2 separate regions of the Homo sapiens genome follow, and region 2 is linked to region 1. The links are chromatin loops, found by intact Hi-C in ENCODE. Cell type or tissue: PC-9. All regions are shown on one strand. Each heading gives the region's core, and the rest is flanking DNA. Links, peaks and the distances in the headings are about the cores only. Region 1 has its middle 56 kb from the start of MIR148A. Region 2 has its middle 12 kb from the start of SNX10.

What was found. Hi-C counts contacts between places; a loop is a spot of excess contacts. Peaks named below come from ENCODE experiments on the same cell type or tissue, not always from the same donor. Only the 100,000 strongest peaks of a DNase experiment are listed, where the experiment ranks them.
Region 2: it touches region 1 in a loop (5-fold over the local background); 16 of 110 quality-filtered maps call a loop at or near these places.

The regions. Positions count from the first base shown.
Region 1 is chr7:25,889,616-25,898,322 of GRCh38, reverse strand. No RefSeq gene overlaps it. Among named protein-coding and RNA genes, the nearest start is that of MIR148A, 56 kb to the left of the region's middle. RefSeq lists enhancers at 2,974-3,063, 5,257-5,336. In PC-9, for the core only: CTCF peaks have their summits at 2,597, 2,800 (motif pointing right), 5,106 and 5,307 (motif pointing left); a DNase peak (open chromatin) is centred at 5,312; H3K4me3 peaks cover 612 bases.
Region 2 is chr7:26,275,729-26,284,435 of GRCh38, reverse strand. It overlaps the pseudogene RPL23P7. Among named protein-coding and RNA genes, the nearest start is that of SNX10, 12 kb to the left of the region's middle. In PC-9, for the core only: CTCF peaks have their summits at 5,269 and 5,480; a DNase peak (open chromatin) is centred at 5,485.

The sequences.
Region 1 (8,707 bases), core at 471-8,470:
TGGGTGACAGAATGAGACCCTGTCTTAAAAAAAAAAAAATTATGGAAATAATGTGAAAATATTTATTATATAAGATCAAATGAAAAAAGTCATCATCCAGATAGAATAACTAGCAGAGAAACAAGATGTATACCAAAATGTTAAGGCCTAACTGTGACTAATGAGATTACAAATACAATTTTTTACATTTAATACCCATTTCCCATGTTTTCTATAAATAAGATGTAATTTTATAATCAGAAAAAAAGATTATATTTAAAAATTTTTAAATTATAAAAGCAGCCAGTGAGACTAAACACTAAAAATAAAGAGTGATTTGGGGATTAAAAATGGTCATTTTATCTAGATTGGTTCATAAACTGTATGGTTCATGTTCAGGAAAAACTAACAAACAAAAATATGGTGCTAATTTGTTACATTTCCAAGGAGAAGATTAAGGATGTATGATTTAAAGATGAAAACCACAATTGCAATAGAGCATGTGGCAAATATTTCAAGCTAGCAAAGTTTGACTAGGTAGTGGAATCACTTTCATGACTAAAGAAAGCTATACTGAATGTGTAGGAGTGAGGCTCTAGGGAGCCTCACTAGGAGAAGCTCTTGCAAGATCCCTGCACCATGTGGTAAGCTGGTTTCTTCCTCCGTGGTCTTTGGCCCTGGCTTGTTTTGTGTGATAAAAAGGAAGAGTCATCGGAGAGCTTCATATACAGCGAACACAACCTCAGAGATACTTTGGAGCTTTCTGGGTGGGGGAGAAAGACGTGGCAAAAGCAGCTGAAGGATTCAGGGTTAACACTTTGCCTTTTGAAGAGACTTCAGTTCTTGGAGGGCTTCCAGTCTGAATTTGGGGAATTCATCAACAGGAAAACAAATAGCTGGCAGGCTCTGTATTTACTCTGCCCTTCTCAAGGTTGCAACATAAATCTCCCAACTTGGAAAGCATTAAGGCCGAGGAGACATTTTGTGAGTTCAGGGACTCTCCTCCAGTCTGCATGAACCACGTCTACCCTCATTTCGGGAAAACACAGGCACCAGCCCTCAAGGTGCTGCGGGAGACAGTACTGACACTGTTTGACTCGCTTGGGGCAGACTGGGGAAATGAGAGCTGGAAAACTTGAGTTCTCAAGTGAGAGCTGTTGGTCTGCTTTGGAAAAAACCCACTTACGCCAGGAGAATGAAAGCCCTGAGAAGTTCTCACTGGGTGAGTTTATGGCAGGCTTGCCATGAAAAATACCCAATGGTTCTTTGATGGTGCCCGAATTGTAATATAGCTAGATCAATTCTGGAAGCAACCTTCTTCAACACCACTGGAATATGTATGCTCCCATGCCCAACGTTTCCAATTAGCAGAGAAGCTAATGCTGGAAACCATTACATATAATCCAGAAAAACTGTCTATGTAACATTATAAAAATTGAATATGTGTCAGAAGTGGATTTAGATTCTTTGGGTTAATATTATTTTTGCAATTAAGTAAGGAACTGACATTAATTTACTTGCTCTGTGTGATTAGGTTAATTTACTCCAGAATAATCTTGCATTTTAAAAATTAAAAATGGTAGCTGTATCTTCTCATTATCAATCAAACTAGCAGTGGCACTACAGAAACATCGTCATTTTGTACTCAACTGTGCTCTTATAGACAGTCAAATAAGCACTAAAAAATGACAAATTACCATGCTCTGATAGATCTTCACGTTTAAGTACCTACAAATAACTGTCCATTTGTGAATGGTTAAGCTTAATCCATTATTTTTCCTATAAGCAAGATAACCTCTTTCATAAATAGATATCTACAAATAATACTTAGAGCAGTTTAACTCTTAGATATAATAATGCCACAGTATGTAGAAAACGAAATAGGCTTACAAAAATAAAGCTAAATAGTTTATCCTTTTTTTGACCTTCACAAATGTAAGTGTTCTATCTATGGCTCTATAAATTGTTTAAATCCTTTAATGATGCAAATGCGCTGATAATGTTCCTATACTTGCTGGAACTATGGTTCTGTTAATATTTTGAAAATTACTTTAATTAACCTTATCTCATTTTGTAGTAGTTATAGAACACTTTTATATTTTTTAACTGTGCACTAATTTGTTTCATCATTAACCTTGGGTTTTACCCTTGGTAATTATGGTAATTCATAATTTGGGTTGTGTCAGGTGCTAGTGGATTCAAACAATACATATTGTGGGAACCATCAATAGCTTTGGTAGTCAGGATTCTTTAGTTTGCAGGGGACAGAAAAAAGGCTTGGCAGGCTGGAGGGTAGAGGGGCAGGGTTCCGCAGAAGATTCCCAGGAATGGTTTTTAGTTGGCCAAGGACTCTGGTGGAGGAAGGGGGATGCTGAGTGGCCTAGGTCAGGCACTTACCCGACCCTCCCTAACTCCTCCTTCTGAAATCAGAGAGGGAGGAATCTGTGATAGAAGAAGGAGGAAAAGGAATGGATAGCCCCAAACACTGCGCACTATAATAGTTAATCATATTGATAGTGAGCGCGCGGTCTCTCTCTCTCTTTCTCTCCAGGCAGCCAAAGACTGCCACCATATGCAACTGGGTCCTGCATTTTTCATCTGCATCACCAATTTGTCACTCGAAAACCCAGGTCTCAATCCTCCCTGATTTTTCCAGAAACACCACTAGTATCCAATTCAGTAGGTCCCTATCATGGGCAGTGCGGGGGCGCCGGGCGTGGGCGACGCTCGTGTGTGACTCGCAGCTGGGCAGCCATCCCCGCGGGCGTCCTGGCTCCCCTTCCCTCTGAAAGCGCCGGGGCGGGCCAGCAGGGGGCGAGTTTCATTTCCGCACCGGAGACCCAGCCGGAATCACAAATGCCGCGAACTACACCCTCCTTTCCTGATCTGGCCAGGAGTCTGTGTCATTAAAACTCTCAGTTCTGCTTTTCCCTATATTAACATTATCTTCATTTTGAGCACATCACGTTCAGTGACAGAAAAGGAGATCCCATGAGTCACTGGAGGTAGACTTAAAATAGCTTAAGGATGATATTTCATGGATGTTAGTGACATCAGTCGAAGAAGCAGTGCTTTCAAAGAGCAGAATTCCTCATATTCACTCTTCGGATACCCAGCAGTTTTCCAGGTCTTGGTCTATACCCAGCCTTTTTCTTGGAGGAAGGTGCTCATCTTCCCACACAGGCTACACAGGGGGCAGGGAAAGTTGGGACAGGTGGCACAAGGCCATGTGAAGCCCCCCGTCCTCCTGCCGGGGCATCTTACATATTGCTGCCACTGCCGAGGGGGCATATCTGTGTATAGCTGCCCAGCAGAGTACAGGGAAGGTGTTATGTGGGAAGGAAGACTCCTGGGTGGGTAGGAGTTTGGGCTAAGTCCCTCCTGGTCCAGGTAACTTAGCTGGCCCCTGCAGATATGAGTGGTGGGAGACGGGATCCGGCGGGTGAGAGAGGGGAACCACAGAACCACAGGCTTTTCTCAGGTCGGGGAAAGACCTTAGAGATCACTTAGCTCAATGTCTTCTTTTCCTGACGCCCAGGGAAATTGTGAACAAATTCACCACCACAGAACTAGGCAAGTCCCCTGGTGGGCAAATGGACACCTTCACAGAAGCCATTTTCTTTCCTTGTGTATTATGTATCAAAGGCTAACTGTTTAACAAGCAACCCCGTGTCACAGTGGCTTAACACAAAACAAGTTATTTCTTGCTCTTGGACCACTGAAAGCGTTTCTTGGACAGCTTCCATGCAGTGATTCAGGGACCCAGGCACCTTTCATTCTGTGGCCCCACCATCCCTAAGGGCCTTAATGTTTGCTGCTGAGTACTCTGCATCTGGCTGTGACAGGTAGAGAGAGAGAATGAAGGACTGTGCAGGAGGTGGGCAGGCCTCACTGCCACTCACATTCCACTAGCTAGACGCCACTCTCAGGGCCAACCTTCCCCCAAGGGGAGCTGGGAAATGTAGTCCAGCTGTGTGCACAGGAAGCAGATAGGATGGCTCGGGGCAAGCACACAGCAGTGTCTGCCTCACCTATCTTCAAAGAAAACAGTCTTTGAGTTCTTTTGGGTTATTTACACTGGGTAGCAGAAGGCACATGATCTTTGGAGGTGGACAGACTTGGGTTTGGATATTGGCAGTGTGACCTTGGGCAAAGAAGTAACCTTTAGCCTCAGTTTGCTCAGCTGGTAAATGGGGCTATCTTGTGGGTATTACCTGAGGTAAGGAATGTAACTTGTCTATGTTACCACGTGGTCTCACATGTTTGTTTGTACAAACCAATGGGGCTGGGAGTATTGTTGGGGGAGGAGGAAACAGACTTCCTGTGTCCCATTTCCCCCACTCTGGATGGCAGCACTGCCCAACAGCTTCATTAGACGCCAAGAGTGGTGGCACTTTCTTCTGTCACTTGTTAAATTTCGATGTAGTTCATTCTAATCAATATGGGACTTTGGAAGGAAAAAAAGCATTCCCCAAACCCACAAGCAACCATTTTATTTGATTCATAAAAATTCAGTCACTGAGAAGGCAGTTCCAGCAAGAGAGTTTTGATCCTTCTTGCTCAGGCTGAGATGGTCACATCTAGAAAGCAGTGATTTTAAAATCCTATTTTCTTCTGAAAAAAAAAAAAATTTTTCTGAAGGGCAGTGAAAAGAGAAATAATCTAAGCTGAAGTGTCACTTTTCACTTATGGATATTGATGCTCTAAGACTAAATCTGGCTGACAGGAGTAAAGAGAACTGCCTTCTCATCATGGGTGAGACCCTGCAGGGTGAGATGTGGCTCAGGTATCATGGTGTGCCCAGGGACTGGCACATTAGGGGCTTCAATAAATATTTGCTGGTTAAATTAATAGGTGATTGAAGACAGTTACAGAAGTAATAACAACGAAAACAATTTTTTGGCCTGAAACGTCACTTTTTTTTTTTTTTTTTTGCGGGGTGGGTGGAGGGGAGGCAGTGGAATCCTGCATTTTAGTTTTTGGATTCCCTGAATGGTTTCTTCAATCATAAATGTTTGCTAAACACACACACACACACACACACACACACACACACACACACACACGCTCATACACGCTCATACACATGCCGACATTCTATAGGAAGGTAAAATAAAGAGGAAGCCCAATTGTGTCTGCCTTTTTAGGGCATTGTCCTTTAAAATAACCTTCCAAGCCTAGCTAGTTAAGCTTAGTGGCGATAAGATATTGAAAGCAATAAATAAATCCACATACGGATCTCAGAAGGTTAACAGTTTTTTAAGAAATTATTGTTCAAATCCAAGGGTAAAATGGCGCCTGAAATTACAAAACGTGGTCCTGTAGTGCCCTCTGGTGTCTTTTGCCTGGAATTGTCAAAGTCTGCCATTGCACCTAGCTCTAGTTATTAGCATAATCTTGATTTATTTGAGTCCGGGACTTTGGGGCCCTGGCTGATTTGGAGGGGAAGTGGGGGACGCAGGAAGCTGGGACTACTTTCTTTCAGGCCTTTTTTCAAATGGGTTACCAGCACAATGTAAAAATAATTTTATATTAACCCTGGTATAAGATTTAAAAATTGAAACGAATCATTATCTTGAAAAGAAGCCTTTTAGCTCCAAAAAATTATTGGCTTTTTTTCCAGAAGGCATATTATGCAGTTTCTTTTGTCCATTAAGCTATTCTTTGCAAATCAATTGGACAGAGGACATTTTTTAATTTCAGAAATTAATTATCACATGTAATAACTGAACCATTCTTTATTTTTTCTTGATACCCATTCAGTTAAATAAAAGACATGTGAGCTAGTCTATGAAATAGAATAAAGATTATGAATAAAATTAAAATATTCTAAAAGACAGTATTTTTTATGTTAAAAAAGTGTTGAAATTTATTCCATAAGGATGTTCATATTTTGAGGAAGGGGAAACTAGTCAAATTATACATATTTGGCAAGTGAAAATGGTGTAAGGCAATCACTGAGAGTTTTAGATTGTTAGTATTTGTTAATGAATCTGGCTTAACTCTAAATGCTGCAGCCAACATGGTAAAGTGCTATGAAAAAAGAAGGGTCTTCTTTCACCACCTTCTGTGAAGATGAAAGTCAATTTAATTCAATTTGTAGGTATTTAATGGGTGGCTCTGAGCACCAGGGACTGGGCTTAGGCCTGGCCTGGGTGGAATCCCTGACCCTCAGGAGCTCCAGGCCCAGGAGGGGGACATGTTGGCAACACCCGCCATTTGCAGTCCAGGGGATGCAGGCTGCGCTGGAAAGAGAGCATGCAGGAAGGAGCCTGTGAGATTGAAGGAATCAGGGGAGGCCTCCCTGGAGGACATGACCTTGGAAGATAGGAGTCAGCCAGGTGGGCAAGAGATGCAGGGCATCACAGACACAGGAAGGGCCAGCAGAGCACTTCTTTGGAGCAGGGATATGGAGGGGAGGAGAGGTCAACCTAGAGAGGGTCCCCAACATGCTCTACTGAGCCAAACAGTTTTATAACAAGAGCCTGGAGTGCTCTGCAGGGTTTAGGCCAGAGAGGGATACGTGCAGCCCAGTAGCCCAGAGAACATGGGTTGGAGGGGAGCCAGCTGAGGTTGACCACAGATTCTCAGTGGAAGGACAGTGCATGTCTCAAATTCTTCTCGCTTTGTGACAATAGTCACCAACGTTTATGAAGACCCTTGCAGGCAGGAGTGCAGAGCAGAGAAGAGACTGGAGCTTCGGCACTTGGCAAGACCTCCCTGAAAGGCTGGCTTGCCCACTGCCAACTTTGGGCGGGTTTCCTGACCTCTTGAAGCCTCAGTGTTTTCCCCAGTGAACTGGGCATGATGAAACTACTTTCCAGGATTGGAGAAGGTGTATAGGATGTGATTGGCAGAGGGGCTGGCACATTGCAAGTGCCTTGTAAATGATACTTGACTTTTATTAAAGGGAAAATGATTCACATCATAAAAGCTCGAGATCAAGCCAGGCCCCTGCATATAATCTCATGGCAACTCCAAACCATCTTATAGCATCTGGTTATGTATATTTTTATATGATTATACGATTAATGTCTGCTCCTTCTTCTAGCTCCACAAAGGCAGGACTGTGTCCTGCTGACAGCCCATGTGAACCTTGTCACCATGGTTCATGTGCATGGAAGGTGCTAGAAAATAGCCATCAAATGAAGGACAAGGAGAATGGCTGGGGACAGCTCTGCCAACATCTTCTTGCTTTGGTGATGACAGAACTAAAAAATGGTAAAGGAACCCAAATATTTCCCATAATACTGTGATTCTGGGACTGAAAACTTGTTTTGTAACGTACAGTTGAATTAGGGGCATTAGTGTCCTCATTCTAGCCAAGTGGGAGGACAAAGTAGTGGTTGACAGAACTGGCCTCTGAGTCAGAAAGACCTGGATTAGGGTTTCAGTTTCATCACCAACTTCTCTGCGCCTGCATTTGCTCATCTGCAGAATAGGGATGAGATGCTTTGTTTGCAGAGTCCTGAGGACTAAACAAGGCAACCTACTTAACACCCTTAGCACAAACTCAACTCCTGTTTTTAGGTGGTATTGATTATTGACTTTATGGATGAAAAATGTCTTTCAGATTCTGGTTCGCTGTTCTGTAGCACGGGAAAGACAAATAGTGGTTTCCATGTTTATTCTCTGCAGTAAAGAAAAATTATCCTGTATTCAGTTTTAAAGGTTTAAAAATCTCAAAAACAACAACTTCTCTGCATCTCTAAATTCACATCAAAATTTTTCAGTGTATTGACAGAAATTGTATATAGCTGTAATTAGTTAATACTATGTGCTGTTTTCAGGTTTTAGCATTGTTTGAATATATATGTGTGTATGTGTTTATGTATTTTTAGGAAGTAAATTAATTCATTCCTCTTTATACATAAATATAAAAATATTCATTTTTATACAAACATGGAAACAATGAGAGACTGAATGAGTTTGACTTCATTCCCATGCCAACCTAGTACTGGGTGCTGGGACTAAAATCCTGGTCTCTGGAGGGTTTTATGAGTAAGTTTGGTGTCGTTTAATTCTTTGTACAACGTCTTCCTGTTGCTTGTTTGTTCCTTCCTTCCCCCACTCATCAGCATGGGTCGAGGGCTCACCACCTGCAGCCAGAGGACTGCGTCAGGACTGTAGATACAAGGAGGTCCATGCACCGAAGGAGCTTGGGGCACGGGCAGAGCTTCTCAGAGGGGTGTGGGTATCAACCCTATGGTGTTTTGGAAATTTGGACTGACGTTTTTGTCATCATAAAATTGAGTGGGCAATGAAGATATTCCGTGGGCAGAGGCCAGTGTTGCTGGAGATCCCAGAATGCCTAAGAGTAATGCCTGGAGGAATGCCACCATGCTCCTCTCCACACTGTCCTCTGACAGCCAAAGGCTGTCCTGCCTCCTGCACGTCTGTCAGATGTCCCACCAGACAGTCACTGATAAGTGAGGAAGCTGGTTATAATTATCTAAGCCTCGTTCCCGAGTCTGTTTTATAATTAAACACAAAGGCACGTGTATGTGTGTGTTTATATGTTTCGTTTTATATTCATATAAGTATGTAAATGTTTAGTTTTTGGCTCTGAATTTTCCACCATGCAAATCAAGAGAAGATTGTATTTCATTGTGTTCAGGGTTTCATTAAGAGTTTTTCTTCTGTATGGGATGAATGTCATCCATGCTATCTGAATCACCTGAACAGGATGCTCTGTGGGGCCACACTGTGGGGCTCCTGCAGCACCCAT
Region 2 (8,707 bases), core at 485-8,484, 390 kb before region 1:
AGAGTAAGACCCTGTCAAAAAAAAAAAAAAATATATATATATATATATATATATACACACACACACACACAGACAATATATATATATTTATATATATACTATATATTTCTCTATATACACTATATATAATATATAAATATATGTATGTATATATTTATAAGATATACAAATATATGTATGTATATATTTATAAGATATACAAATATATGTATGTATATATTTATGATACACAAATATATGTATGTATATATTTATAAGATACACAAATATATGTATGTATAGATTTATAAGATACACAAATATATGTATGTATATATTTATAAGATACACAAATATATGTATGTATATATTTATAAGATACACAAATATATGTATGTATAGATTTATAAGATACACAAATATATGTATGTATAGATTTATAAGATACACAAATATATGTATGTATAGATTTATAAGATACACAAATATATGTATGTATAGATTTATAAGATACACAAATATATGTATGTATAGATTTATAAGATACACAAATATATGTATGTATATATTTATAAGATATACAAATATATGTATGTATATATTTATAAGATATACAAATATATGTATGTATATATTTATAAGATATACAAATATGCGTATGTATATATTTATAAGATATACAAATATGTGTATGTATATATTTATAAGATATATAAATATATGTATGTATATATTTATAAGATATATTTATATATTTTCTATATATTTATACAGAAAATAGAGTATAGTACATAAATAAATATTTATAAATATTTTATTTATATACACAAATATATATATCTATATACACAAAGAGACAAGCACTGAAGGTATTGTAGGGGCAGCAAAACTCCACCTCTGTCCTCTTTTAGGCTGGGCTGGAGAATTAAATTGACGTAAGACAGATTAACAGGATGAAAGCATGCAAGTTTATTTAATACAAGTTTTACATGGCATGGGAGCCCCCATAAGGAAATGAAGACCCAGAAGCAGTTAAAGTTATTTTAACAAGGTCTGTACAGAAGTTTCTCAGTCTCAACTTTCTATCCTTGATAAGAATGCTGCGGGGGTGGCCAGGTGCAGTGGCTCATGCCTGTGGTCCCAGCACTTTGGGAGGTCCCAGCCGAGGCAGGAGGATCATGAGGTCAGGAGATCAAGACCATCCTGGCTAACACGGTGAAACCTCGTCTCTACTAAAAAATACAAAGAAAAATTAGCCAGGTGTGGTGGTGCACACCTGTAGTCCCAGCTACTTGGGAGGCTGAGGCAGGAGAATGGCGTGAACCTGGGAGGCGGAGCTTGCAGTGAGCCGAGATCGCGCCACTGCCCTCCAGCCTGGGTGACAGAGGGAGACTCTGTCTCAAAAAAAAAAAAAAAAAGAATGCTGTGGGGGTTTTGGGGGGTTTCGTTTGTTTGTTTGTTTGTTTGTTTAGAGACAAGATCTTGCTATGTTCCCCAGGCTGGACTCAAACAATCCTCTCACCTCAGCCTCCCAAAAAAATGCTGCATCTTTCACATGAGAATTTCATCTCCTGCTTTTAAGAAACTGAATGAAGGTCGTATTCTTTTTTTTTTTTCTTTGAGACAGGGTCTTTCTCTGTCACTCAGACTAGAGTGCAGTGGCACAATTATGGCTCACTGCAACCTTGACCTCCCAGGCTCAAGTGATCCTCCCACCTTAGCCTCCCAAGTTGCTGGGACTACAGGCACAAACCACCATGCCCGGATAATTTTTGTTTGTTTGTTTTGTTTTGAGACAGAGTCTTGATCTGTTGCCAAGGCTGGAGTGCAATGGTGCAATCTCAGTTCACTGCAACCTCCCCCTCCCAGGTTCAAGCAATTCTCCTGGCTCAGCCTCCGGAGTAGCTGGGATTACAGGTGCCCACCACCACACCTGGCTAATTTTTGTATTTTTAGTAGAGATGGGGTTTCACCAGGTTGGCCAGGCTGGTCTTGAACTCCTGACCTCAGGTGATCATCCTGCCTTGGCCTCCCAAAGTGCTGGGATTGAAGGCGTGTGCCATCATGCCCAGCCTTTTTTTTTTGTAGAGATAGGGTCTTGCCATGTTGCCCAGGCTGGTCTTGAACTCCTGAGTTCAAATGATCCTCCGGCCTCGGCCTCCCAAAGTGCTTGGATTTGCATGAGCCACCACGCCCAGCCAGGGGTGTCATATTCTTAACCCATTCAATAGAAACAGACAGCTCACAAAAGAGGAAGTACCAATAACTAATAAACATAAAAGGAGAATCCATTTCCCAACAGTTTAGTAAAAAAAATATTTGAGACAGGGTCTCACTCTGTCTCTGTTGCCCAGGCTGTAGTGCAGTGGTGTGATGATGGCTCACTGCAACCTCAACCTCCCAGGTTCAGGTGACTCTTCCATGTGTCTCCTGGGTAGCTGGAACTACAGGTGCACACCACTACACTTGGCTAATTTTTTGGATTTTTCATAGAGATGGGGTTTTACCATGTTGCACAGGCTGATCTCAAACTCCTGGGCTCAAGCAATCTACTCACTTCAGCCTTCCAAAATGCCAATATTACAGTGTGAGCCACTGACTCCAGCCCAAAAAATTTTTTTAATTTTTATTGTTTTTTTTTTATAGAGATAGGGTCTCACTATATTGCCCAGGCTGGTCTCGAACCCCTGGCTTCAAGCAATCCTCCCACTTCAGCCTCCCAAAGCACTGGCATTACAGGCATGATCCACCACACCCAGCCAAGTCAAAAAATTTTTGCATTGAGAATATCATATATTGACAACAGGTAGTTTCATGCTTTGCTCGTGAGAGTATAAATTGGAAAAGCAATTTTTAAAATTTATTTATTATTATTTTATTTTTGAGACAAAGTCTCGCTCTGCACCCAGGCTGGAGTGCAGTGGCGCGATCTCGGCTCACTGCAAGCTCCACCTTCCAGGTTCAAGCGATTCTCCTGCCTCAGCCACCCAAGTAGCTGGGATTACAGGCATAGGCCACCATGCCCAGCTAATTTTTGTATTTTTAGTAAAGACAGGGATTTGCCATGTAGGCCAGGCTGGTCTTGAACACCTGACCTCAGGTGATCTGCCTGCCTCAGCCTCCCAAAGTGCTGGGATTTCAGATGTGAGCCACTGCGCCCAACCTGGAAAAGCAATTCTAGAGAGCAATTTAGCAATGTCCTATTGAAAGGACAGGCAAGCCCCAAAATCGCGGCTTAGCGTGGGAGGGTTCTTAGCTTCACCCAGGAAAGAATTCAAGGGTGAGCTGGTAGTGTTAAACAGCAACTTTTATTGAAGCAGCAGTGTACAACCGCAACTGTGGAGCAGGGCTACCCCATAGGCTGTGTGTACAGAATAGCAGCTCAGAGGTAGTTCAGCAGGCATAGTTATACCCACTTTTAATTACATGCAAATTAAGGGGGAGTTGATGCAGAAATTTCTAGGAAAAGCATGGTAACTTCCAGGTCATCGAGTCATTGCTATGGAAAGGGAAGGTAACTTCTGAATGTTGCCATAGCAACGGTAAACTGCAATGGCACACCGGTGGGTATGTCTTATGGAAAGCTGCTTCCACCCTGGCCCTGTTTAAGCTAGTCCTCAATTTGGTCTGGTGTCCAAGCCCTTCCTCCAGAGTTGAGTCCCACCTCCTACCTCACTATCAAAACTAAACTCATATGTGCCTTATGGCCCGGCAATACTACCTCTTAGTATCTCTCCTACAGAAGCCCTCACGCATGTGCCTGAGAAGATATGTACAAGGGTAGACACTGCAGCATGGTTGGTAACAGCAAAAAACTGGAAGCAAGTTAAATGTTCACCAATACAGAAATGTTTAAATAATCCATAGTATATTCATAGTGTGGAATATCATACATCAGATTTTAAAATTAGCAAGGGCTAGCTGCTCAACACACATAGAAGCCGATATGGCATTGACTTTTGAGAAAAGAAAAAGCTTCATTGCAACTTGACTGGCAAGGAGACAGGAGGCAATTCTCAAATCTGTCTCTCAAGCAGGGGTCTGGGGCAGGTTTTATGGGCAAAGGGGAACAATGGAGGATATAGGAAGATGAGATAAAGGTGTGACCTGATTAGGTTCATGCAAAGAAGCAGTGATCTGATGAGATCATGCAATGGGGTCATGTTGGGTCCTCAACTTTTAGAAAAGTCCATACTCCAACAAAACAGGGCAACCCTTGCTTTTTAATGTGGTCTCTGTTGCTTGATCCAAAGCACTTAGATTCTGCCTGTGGTTGGTTTTTTCATTCCAGCTGGCTCTGAGGTCAGGACCTGGGCCTGCTTGATTCTTCTGGCCATACTCAGGTTAGGTGACTTGCAACCTGGGTGTCCTTAGGAGCTGAGAAACAACTCATCATTTTGTTACATTTTGTTGCTGACAAAGTTGAACCAGATTGGTCTAGTTCCAGGGTTACATATGGTTACATTGAAAGATCTTTAAGGCATACTGAGAAAGGCAAGATAGAAAATATAGTGCGCTACTTGTTAAAGGTGCAGGGTCTTGACTGCAAATTGTCAGGTTCTTGGCGTTTTGAACAGAGAATTAGACAAAATGCAAAGCAAAGCAAGGAAAGAATTAAGCAAGGAAAGCAGAGATTTATTGGAAATGAAAGTACACTCCACAGGGTAGGAGTACCTGGAGCAGTGACTCAAGGGCCCTGATTGCAGGATCTTCTGGGGTCCAAACATCCTCTAGAGGTTTTCCATTGGCCATTTGGTGGATACCTCATGCAAATAAAGTAGTGGCCCACGATCGGGCTGATTGGTTGCAGAAAGCAACCAATCAGAGGCTAAAGTGAAATTACAAAGTTACACTCCTATGCAAACATCTGATTGGTTGCTCAAAGCAACCAATCAGAGGTACTTTCAGTTTTCCATCTGCCAAGCAGAAAGTGGGGGACAGGGGTGGTTTGCAAAGGGAGTAGCGTTTGGTCATTTTGATACTTAGGTGTTGAAAGTTGGGGTTTTCCTTTTGATTTAGTTCTAGGAAGTCAGTATGAATCGGCCTTAGGTTCCCTGCCTCCAGACCCTATTCTGCCTCACTACTGTTTATATTTTAAAAGTTTTTTTTCAGTTATTTATTTACTTATTGTTTTTTGTTTTTAATTTTTTTTTTTTTTGGTAGAGACAGTGGCATCTCACTACATTGCCCTGGCTGGTCTCGACCTCCTGGCCTCGTGATCTTCCTGCCAAAGCCTCTCAAAAAGTTTTAAAATAATAAAATTTCTATTTTTCTATGTACATATATTTATGTATGTGAATATATGGTCTAGAAGGACAAATTCAAACTTTTATAAGAGATTACCTCTGGGGAGAGGAATGATCCAACATAGCAGCTAGCCTATATAATACCTTTGTGAGAATTTTTTAAAGGTTACCTTTCTTCCAGACAATTTACTGCCATCTGCTGGAAAATTATCATTTAAAAATATCAAATATACTACCCTGTGAATAGTGACCCCTAGGGTTGCTGATGGCACAACTTGCACACAGTCTGTGGCCTTAGAGGACATTCCTTGAGACTGAGATCAAGTTTTATTCTGAGGTCTATACAAAATAAGTCAATTTGACCACATGGATAAACACTAGCTTTCAATGTGTTAAAATTTATTTTGTAACATTTCCATGTACAAAAGCACCTACGTTTTGGAGAGGTGAGGTTCGTGGGTTAAATTGTGGGTTATGTCACTGACAAAATCAGAGACTCACTGCTTCCAAGTGCAGGGAGGATTTGAGCAGCAGCAACTGGGTACTAAACAAGAAAAGTTACCTCTCAGGTCCTTCCTTTCGAATAGGAGGAATGCAGTATATTCTTGCATAATAAAGTATTTCTCAGTACCAGGTTTCCATTTTCTTCCCTTCCTGTTTCAAATCATGTTTTGGAGGCAGGAAGAATTCGTAAAGTAGTTGCAGCAATTTACAGTACTTTTGCAATATTAAGCAATTCAAATTACCATTAAATTTCTACGTGTGTGACTTTAGACATAACGCCAGTGAAATGTAATACTGATTTTTATATTGTTTGGTTTTTGTTTTTGTTTTTTTGAGACGGAGTCTCGCTCTTTCACCCAGTCCGGACTGCAGTAGCGCGATCTCGGCTCACTGCAAGCTCTGCCTCCCGGGTTCGCACCATTCTCCTGCCTCAGCGCCCCGCCTCCCCCCCTCCCCCCGAGTAGCTGGGACTACAGGCACCCGCCACCGCGCCCGGCTAATTTTTTGTATTTTTTAGTAGAGATGGGGTTTCACCGTGTTAGCCAGGATGGTCTCGGTCTCCTGACCTCGTGATCCGCCCGTCTCGGCCTCCCAAAGTGCTGGGATTACAGGTGTGAGTCACCGCGCCTGGCCTGATTTCTATATTGTTAAAGCAAACTAAACATGGCCTGAGGACTCTGTACTTCTTTTTTTTTTTTTTTTTGAGACACAAAAAAATTTTTTGAGACAGGGTAGGAGTAGCTGGAGCAGTGACTCAAGAGTTTTGCCCTTCTCACCCAGGCTGGAGTGCAGTGGTGCGATCCCAGCTCACTGCAACCTCCACCTCCCAGGTTCAAGCAATTGTACAGAAACAGCTGAATTGGCCGGGCGTGGTGGCTCACGCCTGTAATCCCAGCACTTTGGGAGGCCAAGGCGGGCAGATCACGAGGTCAGCAGATCGAGACCATCCTGGCTAACACGGTGAAACCCCGTCTCCACTAAACATACAAAAAAAATTAGCTGGGCGTGGTGGCGGGCGCCTGATAGTCCCAGCGGCTCGGGAGGCTGAGGCAGGAGAATGGCGTGAACCTGGGAGGCGGAGCTTGCAATGAGCCGAGATTGCGCCACTGCACTCCAGCCTGGGCGACAGTGAGACCCTGCCTCAAAAAAAAAAGAAAAAGAAACAGCTGAATTGGTTACAGCTTGGCGTTTGCCTTATGTGAACACAGTTTGAACACACAACAGTGTATCAGTAGTTAAAGGCGTGAGCCACTGTGCCCGGCCCTAAATAATTTATTTTCAATATTTGATGTTTAGGCTGGGCTCGGTGGCTCTTGCCTGTAATCCCAGCACTTTGGGAGGCCGAGGTGCGCAGATCACCTGAAGCCAGTAGTTTGAGACTGGCCTGGTCAACATGATGAAACCCCATCTCTACTAAAAATACAAAAAAATTAGCCGGGTTGGTGGTGTGCGCTTGTAGTTCCAGCTACTCGGGAGGCTGAGACAGGAGAATCGCTTGAACCTGGGAGGCAGAGGTTGCAATGAGCCGGGATCTCACCACTGCACTCCAGCCTGGGCTGCAAGAGCAAAACTTGGTCTCAAAAAAAAAAAAAGAAAAAAGAAAAGAAAAAAGAAATCTGGCTGGGCGTGGTGGGTCACTCCTGTAATCCCAGCACTTTGGGAGGCTGAGGCTGGTGGATCACCTGAGGTAAGGAGTTCAAGACCAGCCTGGCCAACATGATGAAACCCCGTCTCTACAAAAATTAGCCAGGCATGATGGCGGGTGCCTCTAATCCCAGCTACTCGGGAGGCTGAGGCAGGAGAATCGCTTGAATCCAGGAGGCAGATGTTGCAGCGAGCCGAGATCACACCACTGCACTCCAGCCGAGGCAACAGAGCAAGACTCCGTCTCACAAAAAAAAAAAGAAAAAAAAAGAAAGGAAAAAAGTCTATTAAATAAGATTTATTTTTGCTTTTTAATTTTTTGTCAAGAAACACACCTCTGCTTAATGTTTTAATTAAATTTATTTATTTATTTATTTATTTTTGAGGGGGCAGAGGACAAATACTTTTTAATGGGTTTTAGGATTTTTTTTTACAAATATACCAGACAATCATGCAATGCTGCCAGTATTGAACGCAATCCGGGGCCACAAGTCTGCACACTCCTTTGCTACTGGTCCTGTAATGGCAGAACCCTTCATCTCGTCTTTGTTTTTTATTATGACCCCTGCATTACCTTCAAAATAAAGAAACACACCGTCTTTTCTCCATATGACTTTTGTTGTCAAGTGACCACTGCTGGATGTACCTTTTTTCTGAGCTCTGGTTTGTCTTTCTTGACTGTGGCCATCCCCATGTCACCCACACTGGCAGGGAAGTCTGTTCAGCCGTCCCTGATCCTCTTCACGGAGATGATATACAGATTTTTGGCTCCTGTATTGTCAGCATTGTTGATCAGGGATCCTACCAGAAGACCCAAGGAAATCCAGAATTTTGCACCAGAGGACTCACCACATCCTTGCTTCGACATCTTGAATGCCAGAAAGAAGGAAAAAAGCAATTGACTTCTTTTTTTTAGAAACAGGGTCTTGCTTTGTCGCCCAGGCTGGAGTGCAGTAGCTCGAACACAGTTCACTGCAGCCTTCACCTCCTGGGCTCAAGCAATCCTTCCACCTCAGCCTCTTGAGTAGCTGGGACCACAGACATGCACCACCACACCAGACTAATTTAATTTTTTTTTTTTTTTTTTTTTTTTTTTTTTTTTGTAGAGATGAAGGTATCACCATGTTGCCAGGCTGGTCTCAAACTCCTGGGCTCATGCAATCATCCCACTTCGACCTCCCGAAGCACTGGGATTACAGGTGTGAGACTCCGTGCTCAACCTAGCTTTTAAATTTTGATAGGTGATATTGAATGTGTTAGAAGATGAATAACTTGGATAACACATATGGAACTTTTGATTAAAATATATTCAAATTTTGTTCATTTGACTATAG